2 separate regions of the Homo sapiens genome follow, and region 2 is linked to region 1. The links are chromatin loops, found by intact Hi-C in ENCODE. Cell type or tissue: heart left ventricle. All regions are shown on one strand. Links, peaks and the distances in the headings refer to the core of each region. The heading gives the core; the rest is flanking DNA. Region 1 holds the start of OTOA (otoancorin). Region 2 overlaps OTOA (otoancorin).

Region 1 (8,330 bases), core at 277-8,276:
CCATGTTGGCCAGGCTGGTCTCGAACTCCTGACCTCAGGTGATCTGCCTGCCTTGGCCTCCCAAAGTGCTGGGATTACAGGTGTGAGCCACCATGTCCAGCCTGTTTTGTTTTTTTAGTAGTAGCCATCCTAATCGGTGTAAGGTGGTAGCTTGTGGTTTTGATTTGCATTTCCCTAATGACTAGTGCATCATTTGTTTTTATAATACAACTTGTATGGCATTTGGCTTCATTTACTAGTAAATTGTGCTTTGTAGCTTGCTATCTATATCAGTATCACTGAATTGGACTCAGTATTCAGTGATAACAAAATACTTCTTTTTCACTGTGAAATTGTATACTTTTGGAGAACAGGGAGAATATTATTACATAACCGAACTTAAGAATTCCCTCTGGATTTGGGTCAGTATGCTGTATTCACATGAATTAAATAATATGCTTTTGTTAGAAAGTCACTTTAAAATTACTTTCAATACATGTAAAATGAAAAGTAAGTATTTTTTCTCTCAAGTAAATGCCCATGTAAATTGGGATGTCTTATATACCTGTACTTCTTAAGTTCTGGAAAATAAGAACAGATAGAGTGCCCAAATGCTATTTTCTTATATCCTGTTTAGGATTCAACACAGAACGCTGGTTTTAAACGACTGTGAACTCTCAACACTTTTCCAAATGCTAGAGTTCAAGTGAATACATTGGCAATTCTTTTTTTTTTTTTTTTTTTTTTTGAGTTGGAGCCTTCCTCTGTCGCCCAGGCTGGAGTGCAGTGGTGCAATCTTGGCTCACTGCAACCTCCACCTCCCAGGTTCAAGTGATTCTCCTGCCTCAACCTCTCAAGTAGCTGGGATTATAGGCATGTGCCACTATGCCCTGCTAATTTTTCTATTTTTAGTAGAGATGGGGTTTTGCCATGTTGGTCAGGCTGGTCTCAGACTCTTGACCTCAGGTCATCCACCCGCCTCAGCCTCCCAAAGTGCTGGGATTATAGGTGTGAGCCACCTCGCCCAGCCTCCATCTTGTTTTTATTATTTATAGGGTGGCCATGACTGATCGTAAAGCCCTACTGGTTTTTCCATTATAAGTAACACGTTTGTATTAGTCCTTTCTCACACTGCTATAAAAACACACTTAAGACTGGGTAATTTATAAAGAAAAGAGGTTTAATTGGCTCATGGTTCTGCAGGCTGTATAGGCTTCTGCTTCTAGGGAGGCCTCAGGAAACTTACAATCATGGTGGAAAGTGAAGGGGAAGCCTGCATGTCTTACATGGTGGAAGGAGAACTAAGAGAGAACCAAGGAGAAGGTACCACACACTTTTAAACAACTGAGCACTCACTCACTATCACGAAAGCAGTATTGAGGGGGAAGTCAGCCCCATGATCCAATCACCTCCCACCAGACCCCTCCCCCAACACTGGGATTACAATTCCACACAAGATTTGGGTGGGGACACAAAGCCAAACCATATCAACGTTCATCGCAGAAAAAGTATAAAATGAAAATTAACTTTACTTACCCCATAAACTTGAGAGAACCACTACTGACAGTTTGGTTTATGCCTTCCAGACTTTTTTTTTTCTGTGCATGTATATATACACACATTTATAAATGTTTAAACATTAAAATATGTAAAAATGAAAAGGTCCTTTTATTGTTCTGAGATGAGTCATGTGAGACTCCTAGACACCTATATTCTAAATCAAAAATTGACAAAGGATGGAAGCCATTTCCTGTCATTTAAAGCTTGAGGTTAAGCTTTTTTTTTTTTTTTTTTTTTTTTGAGAAAGAGTCTCACTGTGTCACCCAGGCTGGAGTGGTGGCATGATCTTGGCTCACTGCAAGCTCTGCCTCCCGGGTTCATACCATTCTCCTGCCTCAGCCTTCTGAGTAGCTGGGACTACAGGCGCCCGTCACCACGCCTGGCTAATTTTTTGTATTTTTAGTAGAGACGGGGTTTCACTGTATTAGCCAGATGGTCTCGATCTCCTAACCTTGTGATCTGCCCGTCTCAGCCTCCCAAAGTGCTGGGATTGCAAGCATGAGCCACTGTGCCCGGCTGAGGTTAAGCTTTTTATTTAAAGGATTAAACAAAGACCCTGGGGATAAAAGGATGTTTTTGAGGATGCTGGACATTAGCATTATATAAATTACTATCAGATGGGCAGCAGAATGCTGCAATTGGTCATTTCTGAAGATAATGTTTTAATTGTGCCACTGACAAACTAATGTTAGCGTTGGGCATTTCAATGATTACTTTGAAATATTACGGGTATTAGATGTGTTTCGTTAAATGTGAAGGATTGCAAGGAAACTTCTTGAGTCCACAACTATTTTCATTAGGAAAGATGCAAAACAGTTATGCATAATCCTATCATGCAAAGCTAATATTTTAATGCATTGCCTACCAGATTTTTTTTAATTTTTTTTTTTGAGGCAGAGTCTCATTCTCTTGCCCAGGCTGGAGTGCAGTGGCATGATCTCAGCTCACTGCAGCCTCTGCCTCTCGGGTTCAAGGGATTCTCCTACCTTAGCCTCCTGAGTAGCTGGGATTACAGGACGTGCGCCACCATGCAAGCTCATTTTTGTATTTTTAGTAGAGATGGGGTTTTGCCCTGTTGGCCAGGCTGGTCTCAAACTCTTGACCTCAAGTGATCCACCCACCTCAGCCTCCCAAAGTGTTGGAATTAGAGGTCTGAGCCACCCCACCCAGCCTTGCCTTCTAGTTTTTTGTTTTGTTTTGCTTTGTTTTTGAGATGGAGTCTTGCTCTGTTGTCCAGGTGGGAGGGCAGTGGTGCCATCTCAGATCACTGCAACTGCCACCTCCCCAGCTCATGCAATTCTCCTGCCTCAGCCTCCCAAGTAACAGGGATTACAGGTGCCCACGACCATGCCTGGCTAATTTTTGTAATTTTAGTAGAGACGAGGTTTCACCATGTTGGCCAGGCTGGTCTCAAACTCTTGACCTCAAGTGATCAGCCTGCCTTGGCCTCCCAAAGTGCTGGGATTACAGGTGTGAGGCTCCACACCCAGCCCCTAGCTTCTAGGTTCAATAAAAGTTCAAATACATCTATTTCTTACCATTGGCTTTTTTGTTTTGGATATAAAATTATTTCCTTGTGCTAATTATGTGGTCTTTGTTAAGAACAATTTTAATGACTGTGTAATCCACAGCGTTTATGTATCCATTTATTTAAGCATTTCATTATTGGTGGACATTTAGGATGAATTTTTTTCTACCACTCTGTGTATGTATACATCTATTATAGGTCATACTATTATTTTTATTATGGAAAATTCCAAGTACATAAAAAAGAAAGGTAATAATGAATCCTCCCCAACCAGCCTCAGCAATTATCAACACATGGCCCACCTTGTTTCATCCCTACTCCCACTACTCCTTGGTTCCACTATTGCCAAGCAAATCCCAGATGTCTCATTTCAGTTTTGTAAATATATAACTGTAAAAGATAACCACTCTGAAAAGATAGCCACATTACAATTATTCATTAAGAAACCCGGCAGGGTGCGATGGCTCACGCCTGTAATCCCAGCACTTTGGGAGGCCGAGGCCGGCGGATCACCTGAGGTCAGGAGTTTGAGACCAGCCTAGCCAACATGGAGAAACCCGGCCTCTGCTAAAAATACAAAAAAATAAGCGGGGCGTAGTGATGGGCGCTTGTAATCCTCTTTACTTGGGAGGCTGAAGCGGGAGAATCGCTTGAACCTGGGGGCGGAGGTTCCAGTGAGCCGAGATCGCGCCATTGCACTCCAGCCTGGGCGACAGAGCGAGACTGTCTCAAAAAAAAAGAAAAAAGAAATGAAAGAAACCCAGCCATTAAATATCCAGCGACCACATTGCTCCAATTTTCTTATAATTTTTTTTTTTTTTTTTTTTTTTTTGAGACGGAGTCTTGCTCTGTCGCCCAGGCTGGAGTGCAATGGCACGATCTCGGCTCACTGCAACCTCCCCCTCCCGGGTTCAAGCGATTCTCCTGCCTCAGCCTCCCAAGTAGTTGGGATTACAGGCGCCCGCCACCGCGCCTGGCTAATCTTTGTATTTTTAGTAGAGCCGGGGTTTCGCCCTGTTGGCGAGGCTAGTCTCGAACTCCTGGCCTCAAGTGATCCGCCCGCCTTGGCTTCCCAAAAGTGCTGGGATTACAGGCGTGAGCCACCGTGCCCGTCCTATAACTTCTTTTAACGGTTTGAATTCAGATCTAAATAAAGGTCCCATGTAGCGATTGGTGGATAGCTCTCTAGTGCTCCCCATCCTCGCTTCCTAGCTGCCGCCCCGAAGAGTGGCTGGGGAGCAGGCATTTGTGCGTCTTGCAAGCTTCGACAGATAGGAAGTCCCAGGCGGGGACTGTGACCCCCGCCGCTGCCCTGGCTGAGTTCCCACCTGGGCCGCTGCAGGGAGGAGGTCGCAGAGCTGCCGGCTGGCGCCGCCCCGCCGCTCTCCTGCCTGCCCGCTCCCCGCATGAGCCCCGCGGCCCCGCCCTGCGCCACCCGCCCGCCCGTGGGACTCAGTGCGGCCAAGCCGGGCTCCGCAGGTGAGGCGCGCGCGGGGGCCTGGGCGGAGGACTCACGGGGCAAAGCGCTGGGGGAGCGGGTGGGCGCCCACCGCTGGGCCTCCCTAGGGAAGGGGTGCAGGTGATGGATGGCGTGGGGGACAGACCGAGAGAAAGAGGGTGGGCAAAGTGTGGGTGCAGCGGCTTTAAGGGCTCCTGGGATTGGAGGGCACTTGGAGGGGGGGGACGATGAAACTTCGAGAAAAGGGATCCAAAACTACTTAGTAATATAATAACAGCGATGACAACTGTTGCAATAACTATCACAATGATTATTTGTTATAATAATATAGCAGCAGTAAAAACAATAGCATTAGTAATAATAGCTACGATTCATTGCATTCTTATATGTGCCAGTGCTGGGCTTAGTTCTTTATGTATTTTATGTATAAAGTAATGCCTACCTCATAACAGTTGTGTGGAAGAAATGGAAAAATGCAGGTAAAGGCCGGGGCTCACACCTGTAATCCCAGCACTTTGGGAGGCTGAGGCAGGAGAATCACTTGAGGCCAGGAGTTCGAGACCAGCCTGGCCAAAGTGGTGAAATTCCATCTCTACTAAAAATACAAATATTAGCCAGGTGTGGTGGCGGGCGCCTGTAATCTCAGCTACTCCGGAGGCTGAGGCAGGAGAATCGCATCAATCCGGCAGGTGGAGGTTGCAGTGAGCCGAGATCAGGCCACTGCCCTCCATTCTGGGCGACACAGGGAGACTCTGTCTCATGAATGAATAAATAAATAAATAAATAAATAAATAAATAAATAAACAAATAAAGTTGATAGTTTTTTGCCAGGGAGGTATGAGTGCCATGCCTACTATGCAGAGGAGGAAATGCAAGCCTATAGAGGTTAAGGAATTTGCCCAATAGCACACAGCTGGTTAAGGTTTGGTTCAGGTTAAAGCTGGGGTCTTATCCCTGGGGTGGCACCTGCCACCTGGAGTTTTAGGTTCAGGGCTGCTGAGCTGACACTGGAGAGCAAAGCCAGTGAGCGTTGGAATCATTTAGCTCTGGGTTTGCCACCTGGCTGTGCATGCATAGCTGTGTGACCTTGGGCAGGTCACTTGACCTCTCAGAACCCATTTGCTCATCTGTGAAGTAGAGATAATGGTAATGCTTGCCTCAAAGATTCTACAAGAATTAAGCGAGACAATGTATGTTAGAGAGGCGTGTACTTAGTTCTGTCTCATTAAATGACTGCTGGGATTAAGGTTACTAGGGAGCCCCACAGCCCTGCATCATAACCCCCTCCCTGCCATTCGCTTGCTGTGTGATCGTTCATGTGCACTGAACTCATCTGTGAAACTGAGTACGGTAACCCTTCAAGGCTGGTGGAAAGAGTAAATGGCAGGGAGGAGGGTTTGGTGTGATGCCCGGCTCATAGAGGATGCTCAGTGAGACCAGTTTCTTCCTTTCTTTCCTTCTTTTCCTCATTGAATCCAAAGCCATTTGTTCTCCGGAGACTTAGGAGAGAAGAAGGGGAATAGCTGTGCCTAAAATCTCACTATTAGTGGCAGGGCTGGGACAGGAACTCAAGTCTGGGCATCTCTAGTCCACCAAGCTCCCATCCCCTTGACTGCTTGAATTTTTTTTTTTTCCAGCCAGGGTTTTGCTCTGTCACCCAGGCTGGAATGTAGTGACATGTGATCGCGGCTCACTGTGGCCTCGACCTCCCAGGCTCAGGCAATTCTCCTGCCTCAACCTCCTGAGTAGCTAGGGCTACAAGCATGCACCCAGCTAATTTTTAAATTATTTGTAGAAATGGAGTCTCCCTATGTTGCCCAGGCTGGTTTTGAACTTCTGGACTCAAGTGATCCTCCCACCTTGGCCTCCCAAAGTGCTGGGGTTACAGGAGTGAGCCACAAAGCCTGGGCCTACTGGACTTCTACAACCACTGTGAGCTGGGCCATTCCAACACCAAGCATTTGTAATCAGGCTGGTATTCTATAAGCCAGACACATTTACCTATTTTGGATTAATAGTCATGAAATGGCATTTTTTTTTTTTTTTTTTGGTGGAAAATCTCCCAGCTAGTGTCAGTATGCCTAGAGTTATGTGTTCATGACCCAGAGCTTAAATGGAGCAGCCTTGCAGACAGTGAAACTCCATGTAATTGTGAATTAATGGTTTGTGTCTGGGCTGGGGTGTCCCAGCAGGAGGGGAACCTCCTAGCATCTTTGCAAATTTCACAGAAGATGAAGTGACTCTGATCCATGGGTTGACCAACTCCTCCGGGTTTGCCTGTGACTTTCTGGTTTCAAAATGGAAAGTTTTGAGTCCTGGGAAACCTTTTGGTCCCGGGCAACTGGGAAAGTTGATCACCTTGCACATCCAAACATTCATAGTTTCTCAGGAAATTGTCTTCATTTCAGGTTTGTGGTTATTGTTGCTGTTTTCGAGTAGTTTTCACCACAGGGATCCTTGCCTGACTGATTTCCTCCAGTCTGCAGTGGGGGAATCTTTCAGTGGGGAAGGGGTATGGCCCATAGAGAAAGCTATCGACCTCCAAATCATCATCGCCCTGCCCAGTCCTTTCAGTCCTTTTGACCAATCTGCTAAAAAAGTGACCCAAAGTGCCTTTAATGAAAACCAGATCCTGATGGGCTGCAGTTTCTCGCTGGAAAAAGGACATTATGCACAGCAGAAAGCAAGGCGTCTGTTTCAGTAACCTGAAACCTCTCTGTAGGGTTAATAGAGGGGCCCGAGCAAAGAGCACAAGAAGCCACATTGTCTGGGAAACTGGAGAATTGTGAATGGGGCCAATGTCCCAGGGCAGCTGCCCAAAGGGAAGGGAGAAAAAAGGGTCAAAGGTTCCCCAAAGCCCCAAATGACCCAAACCAGGAAGACTTCTAATTGGAGTTGAGCATTCCAGTTACAGGATGGTGATGGTGGGCCAACACACCTACAAAGTGCTTTGGGATCAGGTTTGCTCAAAACCTGTTAGAATGCAGGGCTTTTGGTGTCTGGGAACTTCAAAAGTTTTACTGTTTTTGTCCTGGGCAGTAAAGTAAGCATAATTGTTTTCAAAGCTGGTTGTGGAGGTCCCCTTGGGGGAAAAATAATCCATTTGCATAACAAGTTAGACAATACGAGGGAAATCTGTATTAAAGAATGCTGGGATGGCGGCTGGGCGCGGTGGCTCACGCCTGTAATCCCAGCACTTTGGGAGGCCGAGGCGGGCAGATCACAAGATCAGGAGATCGAGACCATCCTGGCTAACACGGCGAAACCCTGTCTCTACTAAAAATACAAAAAATTAGCCGGGCGTAGTGGCGGGCGCCTGTAGTCCCAGCTACTTGGGAGGCTGAGGCATGGTAACCCCAGCGTGGGTAACAGAGAGAGACTCTGTCTTAAAAAAAAAAAAACAATTAAATAAATACATAAAATAAAAGAAGGGCTGGCAAGCTTTTTCAGTAAGGGAACATGGAATACATATTTTGAGCTTTGGAGGCCGTGTGGTCCCTGTCCCAAGTACTCAACTCTGCTATGGTAGCAGGAAGCTGCCATGGACAATAGGCCAATGAATGGGCATGGACATGTGCCAATAAAACTTTATTTATAGACACTTAAATTTAAATTTCACACAGGAAATTTTCATATGTCAATAAATATTATTCTTTTGGTTTTAAAAAACTATTTAAACAACCTAAAAAATCATTTTAAGCTCATGAGCCACGCAAAATCAGGTGGCCATTTCCATTTGGTCCGTGGGTGGTACTTTACTAACCCCTCCTTGAAACAATAAGGACTCCTTTAAAAATATAACCA
Region 2 (8,330 bases), core at 194-8,193, 48 kb after region 1:
CAGCCTCCTGAGTAGCTGGGACTACAGGTGCACGCCACCACGCCCAGCTATTTATTGTATTTGTAGTAGAGACGGGGTTTCACCATGTGGCCAGGATGATCTCATTCTCTTAACCTCGTGATCCGCCTGCCATGGCCTCTTAAAGTACTGGGACTACAGGCGTGAGCCACCACGCCCGGTCTGTGCACTTTATTTCTATTATTACATTGTAATATATAATGAAATAACTATAGAACTCACCATAATGTGAAATCAGTGGGAGCTCTGAGCTTGTTTTCCTGCAACTAGACGGTCCCATCTGGGGGTGATGAGAGACAGTGACAGATCATCAGGCATTAGATTCTCATAAAGAGCGCACAGACTAGGTCCCTTGCATGCACAGTGCACAATAGGGTTTGCTCTTAGGAGAATCTAATGCCGCTTCTGATCTGGCAGGAGGCAGAGCTCAGGCGGTAATGCTCACTGGCCTGCTGCTCACCTCCTGCTGTGGCTGGTTCCTAACAGGCCAGGGTCCCGGTGGTCCCCATCTGTGACCCGGAGTCTGGGGATCCCTGGATTTCGGAGCCCCACCCAGTCTCTGATTCAGGAGGTCCGGGAGCAGCCTGGCAATCTGCGTTTCTAACAAGTTCCCAGGTGTTGCAGATGCCGCTGGGTGTGCTCCACACTTTGGGAGCTGCCACTGTAGTCCACCCCTTCGTTTTACAGATGTGGAAACTGATTTCTAGGTAAGGCAGTTGCCGAACTTAGAGAACCCAGGCGCTTTGACAGTTGTTTCTTCTACTTCACTCTGCTGCCCCCCAGTGGCTATTTCAATATTGCCAGAAACCCGTTTTGTGCACCTGCCTGAAATGACTACGTTATTACGTAAATTCGGGTGTTAAAATATGAACCATTCTTGTTTTTTGTTACAGAGCTCATTGTATAGTAGGTGACTTTATCACATTCCTTACCGAAAGCAGCTGTAACGCACACTTTACTATCATTAGGCAGGCATATTGCAATAAAATAATTATTAAAATGATCATAGAAATGTGCAAAGAGGTGCAAGAGATAATTTTAAGAAGAGTAAATTGTGCTTCTGTTCATATTACAACTCTGTAAAAACTATGTAGTGTCTCTATATTTATAAAGGTATAAGAAATCTTGGAAGCATATACACCCAATTGCTAATCATGGTTATTTTTATGTGGTAGGATGTTCAGGAGACTTTTACTTTCTTGTACTGTGAAGAGTTATTTTTGGCTGGATGTGGTGGCTCATGCCTCTAATCCCAGCACTTTGGGAGGCTGAGGCATGTGGATTACATTAGGTCAGGAGTTTGAGACCAGCCTGGCCAACATGGTGAAACCCTGTCTCTACTAAAAATACAAACATTAGTGTGGTGGTGGGTGCCTGTAATCCCAGCTACTCAGAAGACTGAGGCAGGAGAATCGCTTGAACCCGGAAGGTGGAGGTTGCAGTGTTGCAGTGAGCCAAGACCACACCATTATACTCCAGCCTGGGTGACAAGAGCAAAACTCTGTCTTAAGAAAAAAAAAAAAGTTATTTTTACACAGATTATAAATTATCGTGAAAAGGCCCCTGGCTATTTAATGAAAGGAAAACAGCCTGTATATATGGATATAGAGTTCAAGGTCACCAGAGGACAACAGATGCTATAAGAGTGTGGTGTAGTTATAAAAGGAACATTTCTTTCTGACATGGATTAAGGTTGATTTAATAACAAATTAATATTTAAATGAAGTACAAAGGGAATTTTTGGCACATGAAAGCTAAGGCCAGAAGAGGTGTCCTCCGTGTGGTGTCTCACTGTCTGGGCATGGCAGGAGTCCCTTTCCTTCATCGTTTCTGAGCCCAAAAGCTTTGATGGAACAGGGTCAAGGGAGGTGCTGTGGAGTCCTAATAGCCCTGGATATGGTCAGAGGGAGCCACCGCCCTGCTTCCTGTCAACACTCATTCCAGTTTGCTCTCCTTCCAGCTCAAAGCAGAACTCCTGGACATTGCCATGGAGAACCAGACCCTCAATGAGACCCTGGGTTCTTTGTCGGATGCAGTTGTAGGTTTGACCTACAGCCAACTGGAATCCCTCTCCCCCGAGGCTGTGCACGGAGCCATCTCCACCCTCAACCAGGTCTCAGGTTGGGCCAAGAGCCAGGTCATCATCTTGTCTGCCAAATACTTGGCCCATGAGAAGGTCAGCTGGAGTTTTAAACTCTTTTTTATTCCCCTAAGATGACCTAAGTGTATTAGACCTGCCAGGCTGCCATAAAAATATACTGTAGATTGAGTGACGTAAACAACATAAATTTATTTCTCACAGTTCTGGAGACTGGGAAGTCCAACATCGAGGTGTCAGAAAGGTAGGTTTCATTCTGAGGCCTCTTCTCTTGGCCTGTAGGTGGCCGCCATCTTGCTGTGTGCTCACCTGACCACATGAGAGCAAGCTCTCTGGTGTTGCGTCTTACAAGGAAACTAATCCCATTGGATCAGGGCCCCACCTGACCCTCATTATCTCATGACCTCATCTAACCCTTAAAGGCCTCTTAAAGGTCTCACCTCCCAATGCCATCACATTAGGGGTTAGGACTTTGACATATGAATTCTTGGGAGACACAAATATTTAATCCATAACAATCAGTTATACACACACAGCAGGGGGCAACCAATCAGTAAGAAGATGATGCTGAGGAGGACTGCCTGGGTTCAAATCCTTGCTCTGCCATTTACTAGCTGTGTGACACTAGGCAATTTGCTATTTTCACTTTGACTCAGTTTCTCTATTTGTAATATGTGGACAACAATAGCACTTACTGCCGGGCAAGGTGGCTCACACCTGCAATCCCAGCACTTTGGAAGGCTGAGGTGGGAGGATCACCTGACGCCAGGAGTTTGGGACCAGCCTGATCAACATGGTGAAATCCCGTCTCTACTAAAAATACAAAAATTAGCTGGGCGTGGTGGTGCATGCCTGTACTTCCAGCTACTTGGGAGGCTGAGGCAGGAGGATGGCTTGAACCTGGGAGGCAGAGGTTGCAGTGAGCAGAGATTGTGCCACCACACTCCAGCCTGGGCGACAGAGCAAGACTCCATTTCAAAAAAAATTAAACAACAACAACAACAAATCAGTAGCACTTATCCTGTAGCATTGCTGCGAATATTATGTGAGTTGGTACACATGAAGAAGCTAGACCACCAGGTGACACCACAGAGTAGGAGCTCAAGGGGCATTAGCCATCCCTGAGTGGGATCAACGTGTGGGACTCATCCCAGGATTTTCCTGCCTGCTGTTAAGCTGCTATTAGGTTGATGCAAAAAGTAATTGCGGTTTTTGCCATTACTTTGGGATTAGGGATGATGCTATTTTATTCCAATCTTGGGCTGCAGAGAGGGAACTGTCAGGCAGACAGTCCTCTTTGGTGGGGACAGGAGTCTTAATCTGTGTTCTTGCTGCTCCTGGGGTGGAAAATGGACATTCTTTTGGGGACAATTAATGTCCCTGGGTTGGGTCCAGTCCAGAGGGCTCCAAATCTGGGAGACTTGAGTTCTAAGCATTTTGGTGTCATCTAATTTTTTTTTTGATACGGAGTCTTGCCCTTGTCGCCCATGCTGGAATGCAATGGCACAACCTCAGCTCATTGCAACCTCCGCCTCCGGGTTCAAGCAATTCTCCTGCCTCAGCCTTCCGAGTAGCTGGGATTATAGGCACCCACCACCACACCCAGCGAATTTTTGTGTTTTTAGTAGAGACGAGGTTTCGCCATGTTGGCCAGGCTGGTCTCGAACTCCAGACCTTGTAATCCGCCTGCCTCAGCCTCCCAAAGTGCTGGGATTACAGGCATTAGCCACCGTGCCTGGCTTTTGGTGTCCTTCTCGTTTAGTCCACACTCCTGGCCACTTCCCAGGATGCAAACTGGCTCACAAGGATTGGATTAGGACCCATTCCAATCAAATAATAATAACAAACATTTGTTTATTTTTGGCTTCTGGATATTAATTTTAATTACTTTGAAACAACATAATTTACTACCAGATGTTTAACAAGCACCCATTATAATTGCTAAACTGTGAATTTAGTTTTAACTGTGTCTGACCAACTATACAAAACTCATCAATTTTTATTTTGACAAAAGGTAGTAGGCTGGGCATGGTGGCTTATGCCTGTAATCCCAGCACTTTGGGAGGCCAAGATGAATGGATCACTTGAGGCTAGGGGTTTGAGACCAGCTGGACAACATGGTGAAACCCTGTCTCTACTAAAAATAGAAAAATTAGCTGGCCATGATGGTGCACACCCGTAATTTCAGCTACTTGGAAGGCCGAAGCAGAAGAATTACTTGAACCCAGGAGGCAGAGGAGGTTGCAGTGAGCCGAGATCATGCCACTGTACTCCAGACTGGGCTGAGCTACAGAGCAAGACTCTGTCTTAAAAAAAAAAAAGAAAAAAGTAGTAGGAATCCCAAAGAATAAAGGAGAGACTACTCCTTAAAGGTCATGTTTACTAACCTAGCACCGTAATTCTAGTGTTAGTACCTCCCATGCAGCTTGAAGGAGGATATGGGAAGAGGTGAAGATGTTGAAAATGTAAGGGGCCCCATTTTGCTTGTTCTAAAGCAAAATACCACAGTGTCTCACAAGGAAGAAAATCACTAGGCCAGGCACGATGGCTCACGCCTGTAATCCCAGCACTTTGGGAGGCCGAGACAGGCAGATCACGAGGTCAGGAGATCAAGACCATCCTGGCTAACACGGTGAAACCATGTCTCTACTAAAAATAAAAAAAAAAAAATTAGCTGGGCATGGTGGCGGGTGCCTGTAGTCCCAGCTACTCGGGAGGCTGAGGCAGGAGAATGGCGTGAACCTGGGAGGCGGTGCTTGCAGTGAGCCGAGATCGCATCACTGAGGTTGGAAATGAAAACAAAAGCTTTTGATTCAGGTGGTAAAATGAAAACAAAAGCTTTTGATTCAGGCGGTAAAGGGGTTTAAGAGTTATAGAGTAGAATCCATGCATCCAGAAGGCAGTGCTGGAGTCGGCCTCAGGAACTGGGGGGTTTCTTCTTCTTTTTTTGTTTTTTGAGACAGGTTCTCACTATGTTGCCCAGGCTGGAGTGAAGTGATCTGATCTTGGCTCACTTCAGCCTTGACCCCCCAGGCTCAGGTGATCCTCCCACCTCAGCCTCCTGAGTAGCTGGGACCACAGGCACATGCCACTACGCCGGGCTGATTTTTGTATTTTTTTGTAGAGATGGGATTTTGCAATGTTGCCCAGGCAGATCTCAAACTCCTGGGCTCAAGCAATCTACTCGCCTTGGCCTCCCAAAGAGAAGGAGTAGGGAATTTCTTCTTGGCATCCAAGTCTTTTTAAATTTCTTCAAGTTTTTAAAGCTGGGTTTGGTATGTCATGGTTCTGAGCCAGATATATTCCAACCACATTCCCCAAAGTAAATCCAAGTGGGAACTGGAGCAGGATGTCGGTAGAGAGGGCGAGGGAGGGATGAAGGGCAGCTGCAGCTCCGAGGGCTGGTCCTAGCCTGCTTCCTCCATCGCGGGGCCAAGGGAGGGAGGGTGTGGAATAACAAACATTTACTGAACACTTACTATGTGCCAGGTTGTGTTCTAAGTGAATTAATAACTTAATCCAACAATCCTCTGAAGTCAGTAGTGCTGTAGTCTTCATTTTCCAGTTCATTCTTGTGAGGTACAGAGTGTGTAAGGGAACTGGAAAAGGCCACGTGAAAGTTACGCAGCTGGGATTGAACCCAGGGCACCTGGCCTCAGAGCCATCTTGTTTAACTCCTGTGCTCACTGTCTCCATTATGGCACCATGACCAATGCCCACGCACTCCCACTTTCTGACTCAGGTACCAGGCCAGCCCATTCATCTGGTCTCTTCTAGCCTCGTGGTGACTTTATGTTGAAGGCTTTGAATCCTTGTTTCTGGACCTTGACTGGGGCTCCATGGGTCCACCTTGACAGTCCTCTCTGAATTTGATTTTAGGGAGTTGAGGGAGACGGTTTTGTTCCCTCCCAGCCCAGGACAAAGTGGTTTGTCTCTTTCCTAATACCCAACTCTTCCTACTGAGGGGTGAGGCCACTTTTACTCAGAAGGCAAGAGGTCAAAAGGTCTTGCCTTCTTTGAAGACAGCATGAGATCACCCATTATACACAGAATAACTAAAGGAACCCACTCAGCTGTCTTTTCATAGAACCAAAGCATGTCCTTGATTATATGGAAAACTATCTAGCATCTTCACTCTAAAGGAAGGAAAAAAAACCCAAGTATAATTTCTTTCTTTCTTTCTCTTTCTTTCTCTCTCTCTCTTTCTTTCTTTCCTTTCTTTCTTTTTTCTTTCTTTCTTTCTTTCTTTCCTCCTTCCTTTCTTTCTTTTCCTTTCTTCCTTCCTTCCTTCCTTCCTTCCTTCCTTCCTTTCTTTCTTTCTTTCTTTCCTTCTCTCTTTCTTTCTCTCTCTTTCTCTCTTTCTCTCTTTCTTTCTCTTTCTTTCTCTTTCTTTCTTTCCTTTCTTTCTCTCTTTCTTTCTTTCTCTCTCTCTCTCTTCTTTCTTTCTTTCTTTCCTCTCCCTCTCTCTCTCTCTCTTTCTTTCTTTCTTTCTTTCTTTTCTTTCTGACAGAGTTTTGCTCTTGTTGCCCAGTCTGGAGTGCAATGGTACAATCTCAGCTCACTGCAACCTCTGCCTCCTGGGTTCAAGCAATTCTCCTGCCTCAGCCTCCCAAGTAGCTGGGATTACAGGAACCTGCTACCATGCCTGGCTAATTTTTGTATTTTTAGTAGAGATGGGGTTGCACCATGTTGGCCAGGTGGTCTCGAACTCTTGACCTCAGGTGATCCACCCGCCTGGCCTCTCAAAGTGCTGGGATTACAGGCGTGAGCCACCATGCCTGGCCAACTCTCTTTCTTGATAGAAGGAAGGAAGGCCTGTGGAGGCAGCATCTGTCTGGCTCACTGCTGTGCCCCTAAGGTGTCACCCATCCCTATACTTGGCACATAGATGGGCTGAGTGCACGTTGGAGAGGTGAAAGGCGGGAGCAGAGCCTGACTGCGCAGCCGCTCCTCTTCCAGGTGCTGTCTTTCTACAATGTCAGCCAGATGGGCGCACTGCTGGCTGGGGTCAGCACCCAGGCCTTCTGCAGCATGAAACGCAAGGACATCTCGCAGGTCCTGAGAAGTGCCGTCTCCCAGTATGTATCCGACTTGTCACCTGCCCAGCAGCAAGGTATCCTCAGCAAGGTGAGAGGAAGATGTCTGGTGCTCAGCCACATGTCACAGGGGGTATGTTTTTGGGGTTGGTGAGTGGGCTGTGACTTTGGGCCATGAACCCAGGGCTGGGATTGTCTCAGCTGTTGGTGTCTGGGGTGGCTCTGCCTTCTCCTGGTGGCACACCTTCCTTCCTTTCCAGACGGAGCCCTTCAGTCATGCTGTCATTCTTCCCAGACCCCTTTGTTCTGCCAGACAGTCTAATCTGGAAGACTTTTCTTAAATCAGGTTTCCTGATCTTATAACACTTCAGGTTCAAGTTTGTTTTTTTTTTTTGAGACAGTCTTTCTGTGTTGCCCAGGCTGGAGTACAGTGGTATGATCATAGCTCACCACAGTCTCCTGGGCTCAAGCAATCCTCCTGCCTCAACCTCCTGAGTAGCTGGGACCACAGGCATACATCACCATGCCTGGCTAATTTTTTTAACTTTTTGTAGAGACATGGTCTTGCTATGTTGCGCAGGCTAGTCTCAAACTCCTGGCCTCAAGCCACCATGTCTGGCTAATTTATTAATTTTTTGTAGAGATGGAGTATTGCTATGTTGCCCAGGCTGGTCTCCAACTCCTGGCCTCAAATAATCCTTCTGCTTCGGCCTCCCAAAGTGCTGGGATTATAGGTGTGAGCCACTGTGCCTGGCCTAAAATTTGTTTTTCAAATCTAAAAATAAACCCAAAGTCCTAGGGTGCATCTGAAAGCCCTTTTCATGGTCCACAGCCATGTCCGTATTCTGTTTTTTTGTTTGTTTGTTTAGATAGGGTCTTGCTCTATTACCCCAGCCAGCATGCAGTGGCGTGATCTTGGTTCACTGCAGCCTCCACCTCTGGGGCTCAAGGGATCCTCCCACCTCAGCCTCCCAAGTAGCTGGGACTACAGGCCTGTGCTGCTCACTAATTTTTGTTTTTCTAGAGATGGGGTCTTGCCATGTTGCCCAGGCTGGTCTCAAACTCCTGGGCTCAAGTGATCTACCTGCCCCGGCCTCCTACAGTGCTGGGATTACAGGTGTGAGCCACCATGCCTGGCCCCTTTTTTACTTGTCAGGGAGTCTTTTGACATCTTGCTC

Evidence for each region. A loop is a pair of places that touch in the nucleus more often than their neighbours do. Peaks named below come from ENCODE experiments on the same cell type or tissue, not always from the same donor. Only the 100,000 strongest peaks of a DNase experiment are listed, where the experiment ranks them.
Region 2: a loop joins it to region 1, with 3 times the contacts of the local background. A loop is called at or near these places in 79 of 110 quality-filtered maps.

The regions. Positions count from the first base shown.
Region 1 is chr16:21,659,687-21,668,016 of GRCh38, forward strand. It overlaps OTOA (otoancorin), which reads left to right and starts at 4,282. Exons shown (of 29, transcript NM_144672.4): 1 at 4,282-4,546. In heart left ventricle, for the core only: no CTCF peak of the experiment used is centred there; a DNase peak (open chromatin) is centred at 4,410; H3K4me3 peaks cover 602 bases; H3K27me3 peaks cover 2,228 bases.
Region 2 is chr16:21,707,910-21,716,239 of GRCh38, forward strand. OTOA (otoancorin) reads left to right here. Exons shown (of 29, transcript NM_144672.4): 13 at 1,979-2,194; 14 at 7,076-7,243. Among named protein-coding and RNA genes, the nearest start is that of OTOA, 48 kb to the left of the region's middle. In heart left ventricle, for the core only: CTCF peaks have their summits at 803 (motif pointing left) and 1,005; a DNase peak (open chromatin) is centred at 686.